Linked DNA regions of Mus musculus: regions 1 and 3 are each linked to region 2. A link is a loop called in an ENCODE intact Hi-C map of the cell type or tissue named here. Cell type or tissue: heart. All regions are shown on one strand.

Region 1 (2,500 bases), 720 kb before region 2:
AGAAATTACACAAATTTGTAGTCACAGAACAGCACCCCCCCAAAACAAATTCAGTATGTTGATCAATTATATTTGTGAAAATATCAAGTAGATGGGCCACACAGCAAAGCTGTATAGTAGGGAAATTATAGATTTCAGGTGATGTTACAGCCATCTTAGCTTTAGGGTGAATGAAGCTAAACTGAATGATGTCTCTCGAGAAATTTATTAGGAGAATGTTGGAAGTTAGAGTAAATGGCTATTTAAAGTCTAAAGCAAGGCCACCTTAGAAGGCTCAGAAGGTAAAAGCATGTGTGCACGCACTCACAGACACACACACACACTAGTTTTTAAAGAGGCCTAAAATAGTTCCAGATCCTTTGCCTACATTTGATGTCTCCACAATTGCGATGTTGTAGTCAGCCAGTCTGCAGGATCTTTATTGTAGATGCTCTTCAGAAAACTTCAGTTCCCACAGCAAGTCGGGCACATGGCACCAGATCTGTCCTTGCTATCTCAAGCTCCATAGCAGCCTGGATCACCTGGATCACCTAAACTCAAAGGCAATCACTGGGGATTGAGTGCAACCACCTGTGGAAGGTTTTTCTAGAACAGATTTGCAATTTGGAAAGTTGCCATCCATTCAGGTTTCACTCAAACTGGTTCCTTCCCTTCCTCACACCCCGGAACAGATTGTAGCCAGGAACTCTGCCCTTTGTCAGGAGACAACTGCAGTACAAACTTACAATCTTGTCGTTTTCCCTCAGCCAACCACTTCCAGTTCTATCTAGCTACCTTTTTTCTTTAACCTAAGAACCTGAGATGCAACCCCCCCGCACATTTTTCAAGAAGGCTCCATTTTTTTCTCGTGTTCCATTTCGTCGTTTGTCAACCCAGGTTATAAGGGACTCTGGTTGTCATGCCTTTGCAATCACCTGCCAGTGAGTGAAATGTCCCTTCCTAAGGTTCCCCCTCCTCCCGCACTAGAAGTTAGGGATCTTCATGCGCTTCGACTCTCATTAAATTTTAAAAGAAGTTCCAAGCTTCTGAAGTTTAATATAAACCCAGTTGAAAATGCCACTTAAAACTTCGTGCAAGTGTATGTTGTACATCACTCAACTAACAAATCGAAGCCTCCTGGCTCGGCCGTGCAGTGGTTAAGTCAGTCGGTGATGGGTTCACCTGATTCACACCCACACACGAGCAGGCCTCTCCGCCAGGTCCTGCGGCCTCAGAGACACCAGCGTCTCCCCGGGGCTTGAGAGCACCCACAAAGGCACTAGCCCCGAGGCGACCTCAAGTCCTGCCCTCGAGAGAGAGGGTTTAGATGCTCCACGCCCGCAGGTTCACACCCCAGAACCGCGGGCTCCAGCTCCGGGGCCTCAGCAACGGGAGGCCGCCCCGCTGACGTCATCGTCCCGCCCCCCCTCCCCCAGCTCGCGCCTCCGTTCCCTCCCCGCCCCCTTTCCCGGCGTCCGCCGCGACACAAGCTCCTCGCCCTCTGATTTTGCTTCTCCCTTCAAGATGGCGGACACAATGAGCCGGCGGAGCGCCGGTTGGCCCTGAATTGACTCCGGAGAAGAACGGTCAGCGAGGTCCCGTCGTCCGGGCGAGAGAGCGTCGCCTGAGGAAGAGGACGCGGCAGCCCCACTGTCAGCCGTCCTTCGGTTCGTCTCCAGCGCGGCGCCCGCACCGCCGGGGTTGGCCCTGAGCAGCCCGCCCGATCGCTCGCCTCTCGGCCCCGCCCCGGCCCTGCGCCGCCGCTGCCTTCAGCAGCAGCAGCCGCCGCCGCCATGAAGCTGACCGACAGCGTGCTCCGGAGCTTCCGCGTCGCCAAGGTGTTCCGCGAGAACTCAGACAAGATCAACTGCTTTGACTTTAGTCCCAATGGCGAGACGGTCATCTCTAGCAGCGATGATGACTCCATCGTGCTCTATGACTGCCAGGAGGGCAAGTGAGTGTGATAGTGGCCGAGTTCCAAGTGCCCCTCTCCTTCCCTCTGTCGCTGGTCCCCGACTGAGCCCCCACCCCCAACCCCAGGCATGTGGTGCAGGCGCTCTTGCCAGGGCCACCTCCATCCCGCAGTGCTGCAGGAGATCCTCTTTAAGATGATGATGGTTCTTAGTTCATGTGTCTTTGCTCTCTTCCGAGCGCGCTTTTCCCGCTTGCCAAACCCCACCTTGACCTTGACCTTTAAACGCCATGTCCCTGCACCCTGCAGCCGGACGGATAGCCCTTTCCACTCCCCTGGCGACTGTCAGAATGTGCGGGTGGACTCTGAGCTCGATGCAGAACGGCAGGAGCTGTGTTCTGTCCATCAGTGGCGTCCAGCTCTCTGCCTTCACAGCAGTGACCTGGATTCAGCCCTGGCACGGTGCCCGCCCCCTACCCCTCAGCTTCCCGCGCGGCTTTTCTGCAATCAAGCCCCGCGGGATGCAGTTTTTAAGCTGTCAGGATTTATCGATTGTGCCCATGTGAGCTTGCTGTCCTTTCCCAGTACCAATACCCAGGCTTACAGTTA
Region 2 (2,500 bases):
TTGCCGTAGCCTATCTTTATGGGGTTTCTGCCAATCACCCGGCCAGACATAGCCACCTTCGCCCTGTGTGCCATGTCCAGATTCTGAAACTTGAGGAAGGCATAGGCACCACCCTGGCCGCGGGCAGGCCTCTTGATGACCACCTCCTCGATGATGCCGTACTTCTCGAAGGCCCGTCGAAGCTCCACCTCAGAAACACTGTGGTCCAGGTTGCCGATGAAGAGGTTTCGAGTGGCTCTCTGATCATCCTCCGGCATCAGGTCCTCCTCGCACACGGCCTGGTAGCCGTACGGGCGGCCGCGGTCGTCGTACAGCCCGTAATAGTCCAGGGCTCGCTCTCGAGACAGTCCCACGGCCGCCGCGGCAGCAGCATCCAGGGCGAAGGCTGCGGCGGCGTGCCGCGCGCGGGGCTCCCGCAGGGGCGGGGCGGCTACCGGAGACAGCGAGCGCTGCTTGTACTGGTAGCCACCGTGCAGGGGCAGATAGCCCAGGGGGTCGGCGGGCGCGGGAGGCCCGGGGGGCGGCGTGGAGGCGGCGGCGCTGCTGCTGCTACTGCGCCGGCTGCTCCCGCCGCCGCGCAGGTACACCGGCTCCACCTTGAGCGGGCGATCGTAGAGCAGCAGCTGCCGGGCCAAGGCGTGCTGGCGAGCCTCCCGCGCGTCCTGTGGGTGCCGGAAGTTCACGTAGGCCACGCGGCCCAGCTCCGGGGTGTGTGACAGGCGCAGGCTGATCTCCCCGAACCGCTTGAACTGGTGGAAGAGCCGGTCCTCCAAGTGCTCGGCCGGCAGCGCGGGGCTCAGGCTGCTGATGAGGAGCGTCTTGTACTCCGGAGCCGCGGTGGAGCCCGGACCCGCGGGTTCCGCCCCGGGGGGCGGCGGGGGCGGCGGGAGTGGAGATGCGCGGGGCGACGCGCCGCCAGCACCCGGGTCCCCGGAGGCCTTGCCGGTGCGTCCCCCGCCTCCGGGCGCGCCCGAGGAGCGCCCGCCGCTCGCCCGGTGATTCGCATCCCCGGCAGCGCGCCCGTCGCGATGCCCGCCGCCTCCGCCGCTGCCGCGGGGCTTGTCGCGAGCCCGCGCCGGGACCGGGTGCTTGGTACCGCCGGAGGCCTTGTGCGCTGCCCGCCGCCCGCCCGCCTCTGCCTCTCGTTCGCGCTCCCGCGGCCGCTTGGCGGACGATGACGAGCCACGCCCGCTCGGGCTGGAGTCTCGCTCGCTCTGCCGCTTCATCGCGCCGGTTCGGCGGGCGGGCGGGCGGCCCGCGGGTCCCTCAGAGCGGCGGCGGCGGCGGCCCAGGAGGCAGCGCCCCCGGCGCCGCCATCTTGGACAAAAGGACTCGGCGCGGCGGCGGCGGCGGGGCGGGGCGGGAGCGGCGCCGAGGGGCCCGGCGCTGCGTTATCAAGCTGCGCCGGCCGCGACACGTGACCGCGGTGGGCGGGCCGAGAGTTTCGCTCGCTGCCTATCACGGAGCTCCGTGGCCCCGCACCACGTGACATCTTGGCAACCAGAGGAAGCGGCCTGTCTTGCGAGCTTTGGCGCCGCCGCGTGGCTGCCGGAGCCCAGGCACCCGGCTCCTGGGTCGCGCGCAGATTCCCTCTCGAGCTCGGCAGGCCGCGGCTGCGCTTTCGCTTTGTGCTCCAGGGCTTGCTTGCTACTCCGGGTCCGCCTATCTTTTTCCGCCTCGGGGCCACGCCCACCGGAGCAGGTGTGGCCGCTTGGCCCGAAGCCAAGTGTTGCGCGTCCCACTCCAACCTGCCACTAGATTGAAGAAACTCTATTTCCTTCCATGGAGTTTTCTGATTAGGACCAGAGTTGGCCCCCTTGAAAATAGACACACAAGGATGCCTACACCCTGCCTAGGACCCACATCCAGGCATCTTATGCATTCGAATTCTTCAGGCACTGTCCTGATAGACACAGGTGAGACCTCCCCGGGGTCCAGGTACAGAAACTAGAATGCGTTTGCAACCTACAGACAGGCATCTTGGTGCCACTGGGTCCAAATTTCTGCTGTAGGTGTCTGGGCGGACAGGAGGCTGGGAAGGTGGGGCTGCTGAGCCAAGGGTAAAGAGCAGGTAATGCCATTATCACTTCTTGCCAAGTTGACAGACTGCTGGCCAGTGTTCTGACCACATCCAGGAGATGAGGTGAAGTACCGGCAAGAGTACTCAAAGGCCCCTAGGGCTTATGCTCTCCACAGACGGTTGCTGGATCATTGATGCATCTGTAGGATGTCGAAGAACGCACCCAGCTCTTCCCTCCTCCCATAAGCAGAAAGCAACCAGCAGGAGGAGAAAGTGCAGGAGGAACTTGGAAGAAACAGCAGAGGGCTTCATGTAAGGCCCTGCGAATGCAAAGTGAATTTGGGGACCACACAAGAAGATAGCTAAGACGAGCCTTTTGGAAAACATAACTTCTTAGCAGTTGCTCCTTTCTCATTATCTCTGGAGGCAGCAGGAGCAAAGTTTCCCCACTGAGGCACAGTTCACAAGTGCCAGCAAAGG
Region 3 (2,500 bases), 65 kb before region 2:
ATCTGTAATGGGATCTGATGCTCTCTCCTGGTGTGTCTGAAGAGAGTGACAGGCTACTCACATAAAATAAATAAATCTTAAAAAAAAAACCATTTGATTCAAGTCTGCTATAGAGTCTAAATAAATAATGGTCATTATAGCTCAAGAGACAAGATTTCAGATGCACAGGAGAAAGCTGTGTTGTAGCAAGAGCGTGATTACAAGTTATATGCCTGTAGCACTGCTATTCACCCTCTAGAATTTGTATTTCAAGCAGCTGTTACTCCAAGCACATAATTGAGTGAGGAAGGAACGAAGTGCTCAGGTGGGTGGGGGTAGGGTGGTAGTGGATTTAAGCCCTAAGATACTGGCTGCTGCTTTTCTCTTTCTTTCTTTCTTTCTTTCTTTCTTTCTTTCTTTCTTTCTTTCTTTCTTTCTTGCTTGCTTGCTTGCTTGCTTGCTTGCTTGCTTGCTTGCTTGCTTGCTTGCTTGCTTGCTTTTCTTTCTTTTCTTTCTTTGTCTCTTCTTCTTCCCCTTCCTCTTCCTGCTTTTTTTTTTTTTTTTTCCAGAGGGAAATCTCTGTAGCCCTGGCTGTCCTGGAACTCACTCTGTAGACCAGGCTGGTCTTGAACTCAGAGATCCGCCTGCCTCTGTTTCCCAAGTGCTGGGATTAAAGGCATGCGCCACTGCCACTACCACTCTTCTGATACAGGCTTAGTAACAGCCGTAGAATCTGATCATGACAAGAGGTCCACAGTGTCTTATAATTTCCACAAGAACGTATTGGCTGTAATCGCTCTATGGAAACGCACAGAACTCGCTCAGAATGCCAAGAACAATAGTGAGTTGCATGAATCCTGACGTCTGGGTAGGTTTTGTCAAGATTCTGCTCAATTGTGGAGTTATCGTAATCTTCCATGTTATCACACAGAATCGCTGGGTCAAAACCAGATCCTTCCGATGCAGCTTCCCTTTGGTTTGTGAAGTTAGGCAAGTCATTTACTGTGGGTTTCATTTTCCTTAACTCTAAAATTGATAAATTGAATTAGATGGCCTCCGTGATTAGTTGTTTTCACCAAAGGGCTTTCATTTTTCTGCCTCACATATAATACATGGTAACTGATGTTTTTTGATTCCTGTCGAATATGTTTTTAACAGAAAGACAAAGGAAAACCGACGAATTTCTAACGAGTACAGTTGTTTCTGAATACATTTGTGTGAAATGCATTCTTTGACCCTGGCATCCTTCCGAGCCTGATGTGGCAGTGTCCTACTGAGCCCTTAGATGACACAGGGTAGAATTAAGTAAATTCGGGCAGCCCGGGCTTTTAGAAAGATCTATTCCTTCCTTTACTTTTCACTTCCGCCTTAAAGAAAACTACGAATCCCAGAAGTCAATGCGCTGAGGTGGTGCTTAATGGTAGGTCTAGCGCCATCATCCCTCCCCCGCCCTTAAACGCGGAAACTTCATTTCCCAGGAGCGCTTTGATGTCCCTCGGCTCCTCCCCCTTCCCCGCTCCGGAGCCTCGCGCCAACGTTACACACCCGCGCGCGCTGAGTGCGCGCGCGACCAGTACGTAGCCTGCGAGTGACGCATAATATGTGGGCCGCTCAGGAGCCGTGGTCGCGCTGTGTGTGTGTATATGTGTGTGTGTGAGTGAGTGAGGGAGAGTGAGTGCGGGACCAGAGGCAGTGTGTGAGAACCGTGGCCGCTGGAGGGGTCGGGGGGAGAAGCGGCGGAGCCGCTCGCGAAGGTGAGCGGGGTTAGGAAGGGGCCGGCTCTCTGGCAGGGGCACGAGGAGAGCGAGCGCGCGGCCCGCTGGGCGGGAGAGTGGGCGCCGCGCTGGGGGGAGGGGCGGCACCTGCTTCGGCTGCGGGCGGCGAGGGGCTGGGCGAGCCCACCGAGGCGGCTGGGCCCGGGGCCTGACGAGGCTCTCCTTCCGAGCCCGGGCCCGGGCCCGGGGGCGGGGCCTCCGGCTCCTTCCTCCCGTCCTGTAAAGAAGCCTCTTTAGAGTAACTCTTCCGCCGGGGTGTGGAGGGCAGGGGATGCTCGCCTCTACCTAAAGGAGGTGCTCTTTGAATCTCTCTCTTCCACTCCAAGTCTCTGTCCCTCACGGGACGAGGGGCATCTTCTTTCCCATGCCGCCCGGCGGACCCCTTCAGGAACGGTGTCCCCGCCTCCAGCCTCAGTCACCTGGGCGGGCTTTTCCCTCGGTCGGCTCCGTGCCACCTCCCACTTGCACCCTCCCGGCTCTCCGACCGGGGAGGGGGCGGAGCTCGGCGGGAACCCCTCCCACTTGTACAATGCAGTAGCGAGGGGACGGGGAGAGAGGTATGTGGGTGTCCAGACGCCCAGAGTCTGACCTAAGGTTGCCTGCCAGGTTTCCCCAGCGCTTATTCCGAGGGCTTTTAGTTGTTTGTTGGGCTTTCAAGGGCATTTGCCATACTTTGTCTTCTGTTCCTAGAAAGTGTCGGTCCGTTTCCTCTTACTGCTGTGGTTTTAACATTTGATGAGGAAATA

The links. Hi-C counts contacts between places; a loop is a spot of excess contacts. Peaks named below come from ENCODE experiments on the same cell type or tissue, not always from the same donor. Only the 100,000 strongest peaks of a DNase experiment are listed, where the experiment ranks them.
Region 1: it touches region 2 in a loop (4-fold over the local background); 2 of 42 quality-filtered maps call a loop at or near these places.
Region 3: a loop joins it to region 2, with 11 times the contacts of the local background. A loop is called at or near these places in 18 of 42 quality-filtered maps.

What each region holds. Positions count from the first base shown.
Region 1 is chr9:106,169,447-106,171,946 of GRCm38, forward strand. It overlaps Wdr82 (WD repeat domain containing 82), which reads left to right and starts at 1,483. Exons shown (of 9, transcript NM_029896.1): 1 at 1,483-1,933. The coding sequence starts at 1,773. In heart, no CTCF peak of the experiment used is centred here; DNase peaks (open chromatin) are centred at 1,465, 1,945 and 2,275; H3K4me3 peaks cover 1,715 bases; H3K27ac peaks cover 1,841 bases.
Region 2 is chr9:106,885,742-106,888,241 of GRCm38, forward strand. It overlaps Rbm15b (RNA binding motif protein 15B), which reads right to left and starts at 1,334. Exons shown (of 1, transcript NM_175402.5): 1 at 1-1,334. The coding sequence starts at 1,226. In heart, a CTCF peak has its summit at 1,548; DNase peaks (open chromatin) are centred at 310, 390 and 1,540; H3K4me3 peaks cover 2,066 bases; H3K27ac peaks cover 1,995 bases.
Region 3 is chr9:106,820,359-106,822,858 of GRCm38, forward strand. It overlaps Dcaf1 (DDB1 and CUL4 associated factor 1), which reads left to right and starts at 1,566. Exons shown (of 24, transcript NM_001373930.1): 1 at 1,566-1,733. In heart, a CTCF peak has its summit at 1,410; DNase peaks (open chromatin) are centred at 1,453 and 2,223; H3K4me3 peaks cover 1,843 bases; H3K27ac peaks cover 1,765 bases.